2 separate regions of the Homo sapiens genome follow, and region 1 is linked to region 2. A link is a contact called in ENCODE Hi-C or POLR2A ChIA-PET data. All regions are on one chromosome and are shown on one strand. The core of a region is the stretch at or near the end of the contact, and the rest is flanking DNA. Distances in the headings are between cores, read along the strand shown. Region 1 holds the start of PDK2 (pyruvate dehydrogenase kinase 2). Region 2 holds the start of TILAM (TGF-beta induced lncRNA activating myofibroblasts).

The links. Hi-C counts contacts between places; a loop is a spot of excess contacts on that map. ChIA-PET counts read pairs that join two places held with the same protein, here RNA polymerase II (POLR2A). Pooled maps may share reads with other maps.
Region 1: a pooled map shows a loop between it and region 2 (4-fold over the local background). The contact joins the promoter of PDK2 here to the promoter of TILAM in region 2. A Hi-C loop is called at or near these places in 7 of 168 maps with a recorded cell type or tissue (CD8-positive, alpha-beta T cell, Right ventricle myocardium inferior, endothelial cell of hepatic sinusoid and 2 more), 3 of 37 single-sample maps with no recorded cell type and 23 of 50 pooled maps. POLR2A ChIA-PET finds 5 or more read pairs at or near these places in 5 of 52 experiments (AG04449, AG04450, BJ and 2 more).

The regions. Positions count from the first base shown.
Region 1 is chr17:50,093,542-50,096,953 of GRCh38, reverse strand. It overlaps PDK2 (pyruvate dehydrogenase kinase 2), which reads right to left and starts at 1,603. Exons shown (of 11, transcript NM_002611.5): 1 at 1,401-1,603. The coding sequence starts at 1,518. It overlaps LOC124904024 (a long non-coding RNA gene), which reads right to left. Exons shown (of 2, transcript XR_007065837.1): 1 at 3,375-3,412; 2 at 2,301-2,612. RefSeq lists enhancers at 172-687, 688-1,203, 2,235-2,444 and a silencer at 1,735-1,854.
Region 2 is chr17:50,213,305-50,216,842 of GRCh38, reverse strand. TILAM (TGF-beta induced lncRNA activating myofibroblasts) reads right to left here and starts at 2,149. Exons shown (of 3, transcript NR_110806.1): 1 at 2,068-2,149; 2 at 1,861-1,923; 3 at 1,423-1,732.

The sequences.
Region 1 (3,412 bases), core at 354-2,853, 120 kb after region 2:
GGCCTGAATGCCCATGTGGGGCTGCTGTGTCTTAATGCCCATCCATGGGGCAAACGGGCCTGAGAACAGGAGTCCAAATGCCTCGGTCCTTGTCTGGTGTCAAGATGGAAAGGGTGGGGGACCGAATATGGCCTTGGCCCAGGGTCAGGGGCCCTGGGTTCCAGTCCATCAGGCTCTGCTTCCAACTCTGTCACCCAGGCCATGCCATCATCCTTTTGAAGGTCTCAGTTTCCCCCATAGTACTACAAGTTGACCAAACTCTACTGTGAGCCCCTCACAGCTGTGATGTTTCTGTAATTAGGGTGCAGTTTGTGGGGACAGCTGCTGGGGGCTAGGGGTGGGCCCAGGAGGCTTTCCTACATGGGGGAGGCTCAAGACTCAGGCAGGGCAGGGGTGCAGGCAGACAAGTCCTGAGGAACAGGTGCCTTATGTCTCGGCTGCCACCTCTCTGTTCCCGTCCCATCATTGACGCAGCTGCAACCCAAGCTAGGCACTATCAACTCAACTCTTGAGAGACTGCCCCCCACCCCCAGTCCCCAGCTGGCACCATGGAAATACCACATAGACAGACAGGGCCCACACAATGCCCATTTCAGCTGCCACGTTGGCACAGCCTCCCTCCTGCCCCAGGGCCACCCCCAGGTTGCTGGTAGTGGGCGATCCTGACCTAGCAGCCCTGGGGCAGCCAAGGGAGGTATAGGCGGCTTGACTCCACATCACGGTGCCTGGGGCCCCTGCCCAGCTGGGGAGAGGCTGCCAGGCCGGAACAGATTTGATCTTCAAGTGTCCTTGCCCACTGGGGCAGCTAGGGTCCAGCTCCTTCTGTGGGTGGATGTCTACCAGTCAGGGCACTGTCTCCCAATGGCATCTTCTGAAAGAGCCCCCTTCCCCAACTGCCCCTGGCTTAATCTCACCCTCTGCCCAGGGGTGTCTGACCCTTCATGCCCAGTCCAGGTCTCTCTACAGATGGCTGCACCTCTAAACCCTGCCTCCTCACTCCCACCAGCAGACCCCCGGTTTCCTCTGGTGGGAGGAGGGGCCCCTACTCCTCCAGTCATGAGGACAACTCCCATTAACCCTTTCGCGTCTGGATACCACCCTACTCCCTTCCTGCAGTAACATCACAGCTTCACTGCCCCTTACTCTTCAAGACCCTTCATGAGGCCCACGAAGAAACCTCGGGACCGTCCTTGTAAATGCCCCCCATTCCCATCAGCAGCCCCGTCGAGAGGCCCCGGCCGGTTCCTGCTTCCCCATTAACTCTTTCCTGCCTGTACCTTTCCAAACAACCCTTCTCTGTCACTCGGGGCCTTTCTTCTCCTCCGTCCCCCTAGCCCCCGGCTGCCCCTCCCAGCGCCCCGCCGGCCTCCGCTGCCAGCCGCCTCCCGCCCACTCCGTACCGAAGTCCAGAAACTGCTTCATGGACAGCGGGGACGGGGAGAACTTGCTGAAGTGCTCTATGTACTTGGGCGCCCCTGCCAGGGACGCATTCTTCAGCAGCGCCCACACCCAGCGCATGGCTGCGGCGGCCGCGACTTTGGTTGTGGTCCCCGCGCGGGCAGCGCTCGCGCACCTTTCGGCCCAGCGACGCGGTTCGGCCGCCTCCTCCCTACCCTTGCCCTGGCGGGCATTCCAACGCCCAGCCAATCGGCTCGTCATGGCGCCTCGACGTCGCCAATGGCCACTCACAAACAACTCCGGGCGAACCAATAGCCTTCCGCCCCGGCACGTGGCTTCCCCCGGGCCCGCCCCCTTAACCCACGCTTTGCCGGGGCGGCCTGTTGTTTTGGGGAGGCCGCGCCGAGTTCCCACCTCCCCTGTGTTCACTCCTCCCTTTCCTCCGCGGGGCGAAGCCCGGGTTAACCCCTTCCTTCCCAGAGCCCCGCCAGCCCTTTCGCTTCCTCTTCCACGCCTGCCTTTCCCTTGCTACCCCCTCGCATCTCCTTCACCTGCAGGCTCCTTTTAACCCTTCCTTTCCAGAGTTGTCTAGGTAGCTTTCAACCAATCCCTTTTCTCCAACTCAAAGGTACCTGTTTCACCTGTCATGATCGTTACCTATCCTCCCTTAACGGGTCTTGGGGATTCCCAGTCCGGATGACAGTGACCCAGACTGCGAATATTTGCAAAATTCGGAACCAGGGTGCAAGCCTATACGAATCCGTCCTGTATATATGCAGCCCACCCGCTTCCACAAAGATCCAAGCGGCTCAGGAAAAGGCGGAGTTTGCTTTTCCAACTGAAAAACATCCAGAGTAAAAACCATCACTACTAGTGGCGGTGGAGGCAGCAGCTATCGTCCATGCCAGTTAACACTTTCATTTTATTATACAGCTCATCTGACCGAACATAAAGCCTTGGACATCTAGCGCGACCACCTGAGAAAGCCACCTCCTTCGCACCGGGCTTCCTTAGAGCAAGATCCCAGGAGGTGAAGTGTCTCTGGGAGGCCCGGAGCCCGTCCTTCATCAGCGGCCCAGCTTCTCTTGGAGAAAATGTGACGCGCCCTCTTGTGGCCGAATGTGGTATCTCCCATCGTGGGTTTAGGGCCCGACCCGCCACTTTGATGCTTTCTTTGCTCGGTGACATTAGCCTAATACGTGTTAGGCTTTATGCTGGGAACAGGGAACACAGACAGGATCAAGAAATGGCCTTTTTCCTCGATGATTTCATTTCTAAGTTTCAGAGATAGCTACATAAGTAAATAATTAGCTATAACTGAATGTGATTGTAATACAGACCTCACAGAGCAAAGCTTCACATATGGAAGGGCCTCTTAGCTGGATGAATAATAAGCTATATGCCAGGCACTGTTTACAGGCATTATCTCATTTAATTCTCTATTTTATTATTCTTAGCCTCATTTCATAGATAAGAAAACCGAGACTCAGGGATCATTCTCAACTGCAAATCTGACCTTATTACTTCCTTGCTCACAGCCTTTCAATGGGCTATTTTTTTTTTTTTTTTTTTTTTTTTTGAGATTGAGTCTCCCTCTGTCGTCCAAGCTGGAGTGCAGTGGCACAACCTTGGCTCACTGCAAACTTCTCCTCCCAGGTTCAAGCGATTCTCCTGTCTCAGCTTTCCAAGTAGCTGGGATAACAGGCATGTACTACCATGCCTGGCTAATTTTTGTAATTTTAGTAGAGACAGGGTTTCACCATGTTGGCCAGGCTGGTCTTGAATTCCTGACCTCAAGTGATCTGCCCGCCTCAACCTCCCAAAGTGCAGGGATTACAGGTATGAGGCACTGTGCTAGGCCATCAATGGCTCTCTTCTTCTTACTGGAGCCTTTCCAGTTGTCACAAGTCGATTGACTTTTGCTTAATTCTCCAGACTCCTCTCTCTACATTCCCCCATGCAGCTCCCAGCCATACCTGTCTGCTGCCTTGAACCAGCCTCTAATCTCTAAGCC
Region 2 (3,538 bases), core at 900-3,399:
CCTATTGTGGTGTCAGCTTTTCTTGATGTCACAAATACCCCCAATGCCATAGGGTCTGTGGGTCTTAAGGGCCAAGTGGCAGGACCATTTGCACCACACCTGGAACTGTTGAACAGCTCTTTCTTGCTCTGTGTCTCATTCAAATTTGACAGCCTTTAATGTCACCTGTAAAACATATTCCCAAAGGTAGAATATGTTTTCTCCAGAGTCTGAGGAGGCCTACCAGATGAGCTTTCTTATCTGCTGGGCAAGAATTTCTCCTTTTCTTTGGAGGGGATGTCTAGTCATGCTTCTGACTACCAAACCACTAAAGATCTCACTGATGTTAGTAAGACACTAAATCTTTGTAGGAGTTTTTTTCTTCCCATCCCCTGGAATGCATGCACTTACCAAGGCTCCTTGGCACTTTTCTGGTCCAATTAACATGATGTCATCTGAAGAGTAGACCAATGCAGCCAGGCGCCATGGCTCACGCCTGTAATCCCAGCACTTTGGGAGGCCGACTTGGGTGGATCACCTGAGGTCAGGAGTTCGAGATCAGCCTGGCCAACATGGTGAAACCCCATCTCTACTAAAAATACAAAAATTAGCTGGGTATGGTGGCACACACCTCTAATCCCAGCTACTCAGGAGGCTGAGACAGGAGAATCGCTTGAGCCTGGGAGGCGGAGTTTGCAGTGAGCTGAGATTGTGCCACTGCACTCCAGCCTGGGCAACAGAGTTAGACTCTGCCTCAAAAAACAAAACAAAACAAAAAACAAAAAAACTGTGGTGGCCCTGTCACCAGAAGTATGTAAGATCTAAGATCTAGTTTATAATTCCCTGTCTAGGGTTTTATAGCTCAAAACCAAGTACTGAACAGAGCTTGGCCTAAATTAATGGTTTTCAAACTTGGTTCCATGGTATCCTGGGGGTTTCTTATAATTCTCGGGGGGTTTCATGGAGATTCATATTCAGGGGATCATTTCTCATCACTGCTGTGACCATGGCAACTCCATTCTTGTCTGTTCACAGATTAGGACTCTGCAGAAGGTTTTGTTTGTGGAAAGGCTTTTACTGCTGAAAGCTAACAGTAGGACATTCTATGGAATACCTGACCAGTACTCCTTGAAACTTCAGTCACGAAAAACAAGGAGAGACTGAGAAACTCTCAAGAACCAGAGGAGACCAAGGAGACACAAACACCAAATGCAATGTGATATCCTGGGTGGAATGCCGGAACGGAAAAGGGACCTTAGGAGAAAAATTCATGAAATCCGAATAAAGTCTGGAGTTTAGTTCACAGCAAAGCACCAGTGTTGACATCTTCATTTTGGCAAATGTTCCATGATGATGTAGGAGGTTAACATTAAGAGAACTGGATAAGGGATATATGGGAACTTTCTGTACTTTCTTTTCAACTTTTCTATAAATCTAGAATTATTAAACCCAAATTGTAAAAGTTTATTTTTAAAAGATAGCATTCAAAAACCGTCAGACAAATGAGCTCCAAATACATCCAGAGATGAGAAGAAAGACGGTGACCTGATTCTGGAAGTTCAGATGTCCATGTTGGTGACCTGATTCAGGAAGTCTTTCAGGAGGATATCAAGCTTGGATCTTGGATAGAACTGGGATGCGAGGCACTGGTGATTGGGCAATATCCCTGCCTGTAGGATTCTTTGTGGAATGCTGGATATTCATATTCTGGTCTTTTCTTATCTCTGGTTGCCTCAGGGAAGTAAGAACCCATCTGGGAAAGAGAGGACAGGACTGAAGAGGGACTCAAGGAAGTTGAGCTTACTGGATTGGGGGTGAATGTTAAAGTTCCAGTTTGAACAGGTTTGGAGGGAGAGACGGATGGTGGGGAGGGCATCATACCTTCACCCTTGCTAAATACTTCCTCTTCTTTCCAGCAGAGCCCAAGCTGGAGACCAGGAGAATCTAGAGGAAGGAGGTGACACAGGCCTGCTCCTAGTCTGATGGGAAAACCTACGTTATACCCTCAAAGAACCCCAATCTGGTATGGGAGACACACTCCCTGACTTCAGAGAGCTCTCTGTCTGAACGAGTGGACGCAATGCCTACCTTTAAGGAGACCGTCTGTCTGATGGGAGGGACACAGCTTCTTCCTCCAATCCGAAGGGGAGATGGGACACATCACATGCACACTGCTGGTAGCTGGGCTGACCTTTAGACATTAGTATTCAGGGACAAGGATAGCCTGGGAGGAAGGCTTGAGGATGACCTGTGGTCCTTTGTGAAGAGAAGGCCAGTGTAAAGGGTGCCGGGATGGAGCTGATGCGCCCCCGGGGAGTGGGCCCTGCTCAGACCTAGATGTCCATATTGGTGACCAAGCTCTGATCTGTTGTCCCCACAGGGGTCTACCAGCTGAAAAGCAGTGAGGAGACAGGGAAGGACAGGAGACACACAGAGCCATATATGGAAGAAGATCTGAAATGGAGTGATAAAGATAGATATGAGGCTGGGCGCGGTGGCTCATGCCTGTAATCCCAGCACTTTGGGAGGCTGAAGCCGGTGGGTCACCTGAGGTCAGGAGTTCGAGACCAGCTTGACCAACATGGTGAAGGCCTGTCTCTCCTAAAAATACAAAAAATTAGTAGGGCATGGTGGCATGCGCCTGTAGTCCCAGCTACTCTGGAGGCTGAGACAGGAGAATTGCTTAAACCTGGGAGGCAGAGGTTGCAGTGAGCTGAGATCTAGCCGCTTCACTCCAACCTGGGCGACAGAGCGAGACTCCGTCTAAAAAAAAAAAAAAAGGAAAAAGAATAGATATTAGTATATGATAAAAATGCAGGCAGAAGCGAAGAGAGATTCCTGCTCCCAGACCTCCCCTCACCCCCTACCCTATCCCCCACCCCTGCCCTGGCCCCAGCTGGCACCCCATTTGCATCTCCCTGTGTCCATGCTCCCCAGTCAGGCGTTACCTCAGTATTTTCTTTCACTAGGGGTCAAAGGCAAAACAGAGCCAATATCCACATGTGCCAGCTTGTGGGGGAGGAGGAACTCTGGAAAAGAAGGAGAGTGAGAGCAGGTACAGCCCCCATCTACCATGTGGTACACACCAGGCTGGGTCAGGAGGAGGGGGCAGGGAAGAGCCGTCCCGGGGGCCTGTGCAGAGTTGGGCACAACACAGCAGTCAGTAATAGTTGATGACTGACTGAATGAGTAGCATGCAATCAATATTAGAGAATGGGCCATAGCACAGTGGTTAAAGCCTGCGTTCAAATCTCAGCTCTGCAACTTCCTAGCTGTGTGACCTTGGGCAAATTACTTAACCTCTCTGAGCCTCAGTTTCCTCATTTGTAAAATGAGGATAAGAATATTGAAAGGAACCTACATCCTAGGATTGTTGCGGCCTTGCATCTAGCTCATGCCTACACGGAACTTACAACAGGGCCTGGCACACAGGAAACACCAAAAAGCCCTTAGCCTGTGTCGTGCAGGTACTACATGAGTGTGATTTTCCTGTCTGTGACATGCATGTGTGCTCACTGGGGATATGGTGTGTGCAGGGGGTGCTTCTGGGCTGGTGACA